Linked DNA regions of Homo sapiens: region 1 is linked to region 2. The links are chromatin loops, found by intact Hi-C in ENCODE. Cell type or tissue: GM12878. All regions are shown on one strand.

The links. Peaks named below come from ENCODE experiments on the same cell type or tissue, not always from the same donor. Only the 100,000 strongest peaks of a DNase experiment are listed, where the experiment ranks them.
Region 1: it touches region 2 in a loop (1.8-fold over the local background); 1 of 110 quality-filtered maps calls a loop at or near these places.

What each region holds. Positions count from the first base shown.
Region 1 is chr10:106,934,095-106,938,094 of GRCh38, forward strand. All of the region lies in intron 2 of SORCS1 (sortilin related VPS10 domain containing receptor 1), which reads right to left. Among named protein-coding and RNA genes, the nearest start is that of SORCS1, 230 kb to the right of the region's middle. In GM12878, no CTCF peak of the experiment used is centred here; a DNase peak (open chromatin) is centred at 2,087; H3K27ac peaks cover 2,542 bases.
Region 2 is chr10:106,864,155-106,868,154 of GRCh38, forward strand. All of the region lies in intron 2 of SORCS1 (sortilin related VPS10 domain containing receptor 1), which reads right to left. Among named protein-coding and RNA genes, the nearest start is that of SORCS1, 300 kb to the right of the region's middle. In GM12878, a CTCF peak has its summit at 2,425; a DNase peak (open chromatin) is centred at 2,427; H3K27ac peaks cover 325 bases.

The sequences.
Region 1 (4,000 bases), 70 kb after region 2:
AAAAACAAAAAAAAAAAAAAAAAAGAAAGAAAATTTCAAAAGTGAAAATATAATAGACATTGGCGTGGATGTGGTGAAAAGGAAACGTTTATACACTGCTTATGGGAATGTAAATTAGTACAGCCTCTTGGGAAAACAGTATGGAGATTTTTTATTTTTTATTTTATTTATTTCTTTTTTTTAGATGGAGTCGCGCACTGTCACCCAGGCTGGAGTGCAGTGGTGCGATCTCAGATCACTGCGAGCTCGGTCTCCGGGGTTCACGTCATTCTCCTGCCTCAGCCTCCTGTGTAGTTGGGACTACAGGCGCCACCACCACACCCGGCTAATTTTTTTTTGTATTTTTAGTGGAGATGGGATTTCACCGTGTTAGCCAGGACAGTCTGGATCTCCTGCCCTCGTGATCCACCCGCCTTGGCCTCCCAAAGTGCTGGGATTACAGGCATGAGCCACTGCACCCGGCCAGTATGGAGATTTTTTAAAGAACTAAAAGTAGATCTACCATTCAATCCAGGAACCCACTACTAGGTATCACAATTCACAATTGCAAAGATATGAAACCAACCTACATGCCCATCAACGATTGAGTGTATAAAGAAAATGTGGTATATGTACATCATAGAATACTACTCAGCCATAAAAAAGAACAAAATAATGTCCTTTGCAGCAACTTGGATGTTGCTGGAAGCCATTATTTTCAGTGAAGTAACTCGGGAATGGAAAACCAATTACCATATGTTCTCATTTAATAAGCAGGAGCTAAGCTATGGGTACATAAAGGCATACAGAGTGACATAATGGACACTGGAAACTCAGAAAAGGGAGGGCGGAAGGGGAAGTGAGGAATAAAAAATGACATATTGGGCACAATATACACTACTCAGGTGATGGGTACACTAAAATCTCAGACTTCATCACTATACAATTCATCCATGTAATCAAAAACCACGAGTACCCCAAAAACTACTGAAATTAAAAAAATACTTACAAATAAAAAAAAGAAAAGAAAATAATTTTTGGAATACCCACTTACAAATGAGGAAACTGAGACTCAGAAGCATTTAGGTATTTTATAGTTAGCTCTTTTCCCAGTTAGCTTTTACAATCAGAAGAGCTGAGTTTCAGTTATGTTTCTACCTCTTAGAATGTGCCTAGAGGGTCCTTAAAATATTTACTCTTCACTGTAACCTAATTGATCAAATTATTATTATCCCTAATATAGAATATAGAAATAAATGTCCAAAGAGATATGGAAACTTGGTGGAGATAATATTCTAATATTTACCATTTTAAGTCCTCTAATTTAGTAGTCACAAAATACCTGGCTTCCTACCTGCAAAATGATAGTGGGTTGACCTGTCTGGGTCTACCTGCAGTCAACCAATAATGAGTTATAATGGATACATTTTTTAAAAAAAATTCCTAGAAGAAATAGGAACAGCAATGTTTTATCATTAGCATTCCAAAATATGCAAGGATACCTGCTGTAAACAAGGCAAATATTTGGGGCAGCAATTATTAGAAATGTAGAATGTTAGAGCTAGGTTGAAAATCAGTCTGTCTAGTACAAATTCTTTTTCTTAAAAATGAGAAGACCAAGATTCTATGAAATAAAACAATTTGCCCAAGATCACACAATTAGTGGCAGTGCTAAGTTTAGAACACAGGACATGCTCACACCTACTCTCAATATGCACAGAACATACTATTTACTTCTCACAGGATTCATCAAAGTGATAATGTCCCTTTTTACTGTTTTGATTGTCTTTGCAAAAGTTTGAGGGAAATTCAAGTAGGTGAAGCTATTTCAATTTGCATTTAGAATTTCTAACATTTCTAGAAAGTACTTTGAAACTTGAGAATTAAATTTAAGAACTGGTAGCCTGTAAACTCAAATTACCCCTATTATCATCTGATTGGAGCATATCTGAATGTTAACTATTCTTTACTGCCTCCTGAAAATCTGCAAAAGTGATCTTTGCAGTATGGTGCAGGAAGCTATCTATTCTTAAATACTGACTAATTGCTGAAAATCTCACTTCCCCTTTTCTCTAATTTTTGACTTGGCCTCAAGCCATCAGTTGTGCTTAGACTTTGGGACACAGCCCTTCACCAGTCTTTTTCCTTCCTGTTTCCATTTACATCCTGACTGGTATCTCATGGGCACTCAGTTGCATAATCTTCTAAGGCAAACAACAAGATGGTTGCTAACTATTCCATGGAATCCTGTTCCCAGAAACAGCACAAAACTGAGATGAAATGCAGTGAAGAGCTACTCAAGTCCAAGACAGGAACATAGATTTGGTTAGACAATCTCAGAGCAGGCTTTTTCCTAACCCTAGTGCATCTTTCAGTGGACCAACACCAATACCTTCTGGCATCAAGCAGAGAAGAATGTATGGAACATGCCACTAATGGAGGGAACTCACATTTAATGAGATCCTACTATTCATCTGGAGCTTCAAATATCTTCTTCCTTGCAATAAGTCTATATGAGATAAATATGTGAGGGAATAAGTTTTTGTGAATGCTGGCAGAGCTACTGTTCAGGAATTTCCTGAACTCTGATTTCCTCCAAAGATCAGGTATGGCCTTGATGATGAGAAGACTGGCATAAAGCCCTGAGAAAAGTTGTATCTTCATTCCCTTAAGAGGAAGCATCAACTGCAAAGACTGCTCTTGAATATAATGCAAGGTTCAACTCTAAGGGGATAATGGAAAACAAAATAGTTGACTTCTCAGATATGGTAGGAAACTATTCTTCAAGGACAAAATTACTAGCAATTCTTCATGACCACTCTACTTCTGATAAACTTATGCTGTGGTTAAATACTATAAACTCAATCTAATCTTAAACTAGCATATATGTGTCCACTCCAGTCTAAAATGCAGAAGTACTAATAACCCCATTTACCAGATGATACGGTTTGGCTGTGTCCCCACCCAAATCTCATCTTGAATTGTAGCTCCCATAATCCCATGTGTCATGGGAAGGACTCATTGGGAGGTAACTGAATCATGGGGGTAGGTTTTTCCCATGCTGTTCTTGTTATAGTGAATAAGTCTCAGAAGATCTGATTTTTTTTTTTTTTTGAGATAGAGTCTTGCTCTGTTGCCCAGGCTGGAATTCAGTGACATGGTCTCAGCTCACTGCACCCTCCGCCTCCCAGGTTCAAGCAATTCTCCTGCCTCAGCCTCCTGAGTAGCTGGGATTTACAGGTGCCCACCACCATGCCCAGCTATTTTTTTTTTTTTTGTATTTTTAGTAGGAGAGGGTTTCACCATGTTGGCTAGGGTGGTTTTGAACTCCTGACCTCAAGTAATCCACCCTTGTCGGCCTCCCAAAGTGCTAGAATTGCAGACATGAGTCACTGTGCCTGGCCAATCTGATGGTTTTATAAAGGGCAGTTCCCTTGCACATGCTCTCTTGCCTGCTGCCATATAAGACATGCCTTTGCTCCTCCTTCACCTTCCACCATGATTGTGAAGCCTCCCCAACCATGTGGACTGTGAGTCCACTAAACCTGTTTTTCTTTATAAATTACCCAGTCTCAGGCATTTCTTCATAGCAGTATGAAAATGGTCTAGGCTGGGCACGGTGGCTCATGCCTGTAATCCCAGCACTTTGGGGGGCTGAGGCAGGTGGATCACCTGAGGTCAGGAGTTTGTGACCAGCCTGGCCAACACAGTGAAATCCCATCTCTACTAAAAACACAAAAATTAGCCGGACATGGTGGCAGGTGCCTGTAATCCCCACTACTTGGGAGGCTGAGGCAGGAGAATTGCTTGACCTCGGGAGGCGGAGGTTGCAGTGAGCCAAGATCAAGCCACTGCACTCCATCCTGAGCAACAGAGCAAGACTCTGTCTCAAAAAGAAGAAAAAAAAAAAAAAAAAAGAAAGAAAGGAAGTGGTCTAATACACCAGTTGAAGAAAATGAGGTCCAGAGAGGGCATCCTTAACCACAGCTTGGACAGATTAGGTATCCATCTCAACTCTATC
Region 2 (4,000 bases):
AGAAAAATGAAAGTAGTGAGTAAATACATATTCAACTGAAACAACCAGGTGCTCACATTGGGACTAATCAAGAGAACAACTCAGTCCACGGAGAACAGAGAAAAGCAAGGCAGAATGACGGTCCACCAGGGAGCAACACAAAGCCAGGGTAACCTCCCCCGCCCAGGGAAGCAGCGGGTGAGTGTGTGACTCTGGGAACCCACGCTTCTCCCGTGGATCTTTGCAACCCTCGAGTCAGAAGATCCCCATGTGAACCCACTCCACCATGGCCTTTAGTCTAACACACAGAGCTAAGTGGGGGCTTAGCAGAGCAGCCACTCGAGCACATGCAGAGACGTGGGAACCTTAGATACTCGGGCTTTCTGAGCTTCCCGGCAAAAGCAGCTGAAACTCTGGCAAAGCAGGAGGTTAGACCCTCATATACACCCTCAGGAAAAGGCTGAATCCAGGGGAATGAGTAGCATTCATCTTCAGGCCCTACTCCCACAACACATCAGGATAAGACCTGCTGATGCGGAACTCCAGCCAGCCACTGGTAGCAACAATTGCACCTCACTGAGCTGGAGCTCCTAGGGTTGGGGGGTGGGGTAGGGGTTGCCATATTGGCTGTGTGGCAGACTTAGCTTTTTCAGCCTTCGGGCTTTGGAAAGACCAAGGTAACCAGGGGCTGAAGTGGATCTCCAGAACAGCACAACTGCTCTATGAAAACGTGACTAGACTGCTTTTTAAAGAAGGTCCCTGATCCTGTTCCTCCTCACTGGGTGGGGCCTCCCAAACCAGGGTCTCCAGCCACCCTCAGTGGTGTTCACTGGCCAACAGAGGTTTCAAACCTCCCTGAGACAGCTCCCAGAGGGAGGGGTGGGCCACCAACTTTGCTGTTTTGGTGACTTAGCTGTCCTGCCCTTTGGGCTTTGGAGAGACATAGGTGACCAGGGGCTGAATCAGACCCCTGGCACAGCACAGCTGCTATACAAAAATGTGATGACAGCTGCTATACAAAAACATGGCCAGACTGCTTTTTAAGCGGGTCCCTGATCCAGTTCCTCTTCACTGTGTGGGGCCTCCCAACCCGGATCTCCAGCTACCTCCTACAGGTGCATTTGAGCTGGCAATGGGTCCATACCTTCCTGGGACAGAGCTCCCAGAGGGAGGGGCAGGCAGCCATGTTTGTGGTTTTGCAGCCTTCGCTGTTGATCCCTCCAGGTACTGGAAAACCCAAGTTGACTAGGAACTGGAGCGGACCCCCAACATACCACACAGCAGCCCTATTAAAAAGTGGCCAAACTGGGCCAGGCATGGTGGCTCATGCCTGTAATCCTAGCACTTTGGGAGGCCTAGGTGGGTGGATTGCCTGAGCTCAGGAGTTCAAGACCTGCCTGGGGAACATGGTGAAACCCCATCTCTACTAAAAATACAAAAAATTAGCCAGGCGTGGCAGCGGGCACCTGTAATCCCAGCTACTCAGGAGACTGAGGCAGGAGAACGCTTGAACCTGGGAGGCGGAGGTTGCAGTGAGCCAAGATTGTGCCATTTCACTCCAGCCTGGGCGAGAGAGCAAGACTCCATCTCAAAAAAATAAATAAAATAAAATAAAATAAAAATAAAAATAAATAAATAAAAAGTGGCCAGACTGTTTGGGAGGCCCAGGCAGGCAGATCACCTGAGGTCAGGAGTTCAAGACCAGCCTGGCCAACGTGGTGAAACTCCATCTCTACTGAAAATACAAAAATTGGCCAGGCGTGGTGGCATGCACCTGTAATCCCAGCTACTCAGGAGGCTGAGGCAGGAGAATCACTTGAACCTGGGAGGCGGAAGTTGCAGTGAGCTGAGATCACGCCACTGCACTCCAACCTGGGTGACAGAATGAGATTCCGTCTCAAAAAAAAAAAAAAAAGTCGCCAGACTATGTGGATGCCTGTTCCCATATCTCCTCACTGGCCACCCCCGACTAGGGCTATTGAGCCAATAGCAGCTCTGTAACTTCCTGGACAGAGCCCCCAGGGGTAACTGAAAGCCTCTATGCCACTGACTCTGCAGTGGAACTGCCCTTGCTACCCTCCAACAAACAAAAGAGCAAAGACCCTAAGTGCCTTATCCACACCACCAACAAGCTGCAGTCAACCCAAGAAGAGGAGGTCACTCCATCTCCCATGGATCCCCTCCAACCCCACTCATTACCAGACAGGGAACCTGCAGGTTGGGCCCATCGCACAGACCCGCTATCCTGAGCTGATTACACTGAGCGACTGCTGACCTGCATCTCTCTGGGGTAGAGTCCCCAGGAGACATGCAAAAGACCTTTAGCCACACCACTACTAAGGTCTCTTCCTCTGCTATCTCCAAGTTAGGGAAGGAACATAAACCCTGAGATTTCCCCAGAGCTGCAGTGGGCAGCCCAAGAGTGCCAAGCTGCGATCTGCAGCCAGAACTCAAGGGGGAGAAAAGCCCACACTTTCAGAGCACTGAGAGGGAACAAGGCTGCAAAGGAGAGGAAACATGGGGAAGCCACACAACCGAGCAAGGATCTACCAACTGACAAATACACCTAAGCACCACCTACTGGATCATACCTCAAAGCCTCAGCACCAAAAATATCTTGCTAAAAACCCCACTTGCTAAAAGAAGTCAGCTTCAAATAAAAACGCTGCAGAAAACCTCGACCCTGTGAGAACATTTAGAAAAGACATCTATTGACTGTACTTAATCTACACTGCACTTAAAGGAACACCCACATGCAGAGATGAGAAAAAACCAATGCAAAGCCTCTCGTAACTCAAGTGGCCAGAGTGTCATATGTCCTACAAGTCACCACACCAGTACTCCTCCAACAAGAGTTCTTAACCAGGCTGAGCTGGCTGGTTTTTGTATTGTCCATGAAAACTTCCCCAACTTTGCTAGAGAGGCCAAAAGTCAAATTCAGGAAATACAGAGAATCTCTGCAAGATTCTACACCAGAAGGTCATCCACAAAACACATAATCATCAGATTTTCCAAGGTCAAAATGGAAAAAAAGAATGTTAAAGGCAGCCAGAGAAAAAAGGTAGGTCACCTACAAAGGGAATCCCATGAGGCTAACAGTAGACCTCTCAGCTAAAACCTTATAAGCTAGGACAGATTGGAAGCTTATATTAAATTTTTTTTTTTTTTTGAAACGGAGTCTCGTTCTGTCGCCCACGCTGGAGTGCAGTGGTGCAGTCTCGGCTCACTGCAAGTTCTGCCTCCCAGGTTCATGCCATTTTCCTGCCTCAGCCTCCCAAGTAGCTGGGATTACAGGCACCCACCACCACGCCCGGCTAATTTCTGGTATTTTTAGTAGAGATGGGTTTCACCGTGTTAGCCAGGATGGTCTCAATCTCCTGACCTCGTGATCCGCCCGCCTTGGCCTCCCAAAGTGCTGGGATTACAGGCGTGAGCCACCGCACCCGGCCATATTCAACATTCTTAAAGAAAAAAAAATTCCTCACCACAGATTTCATATCTGGCCCAACTAACTTCCTAAGTAAAGGAGAAATAAGTTCCTTTTCAAATAAGCAAATGTTGAGTGAGCAATGGAACACTAAGTATAGAAAGGAAATACCACTACCAGCTAATAGAAAAACACACTTAAATACACAGACCAGTAACAGTATAAAGCAACCACAAAAACAAACCAGCATAATAACCAGCTAACAACACAATGACAGGATCAAATCCACACATATCAATACCAACCTTGAATGTAAACTGGCTAAATGCCCCACTTTAAAGGCACAGAGTGTCAAGCTGGATGAAAAAGCAAGATCCCATGAAATGCTGTCTTCAAGAGACCCATCTCACATGTAATGACACCTATAGGCTCAAAATAAAGAAATGGAGGAAAATCAAATAGGAAACAGAAAAAAGCAGATATTGCTATCCTAATTTCAGACAAAATAGATTTTAAACCAACAAAGATCAAAAAAGACAAAGAAGGGCATTACATCATAGTAAAGGGTTCAATTCAACAAGAAGACCTAACTAT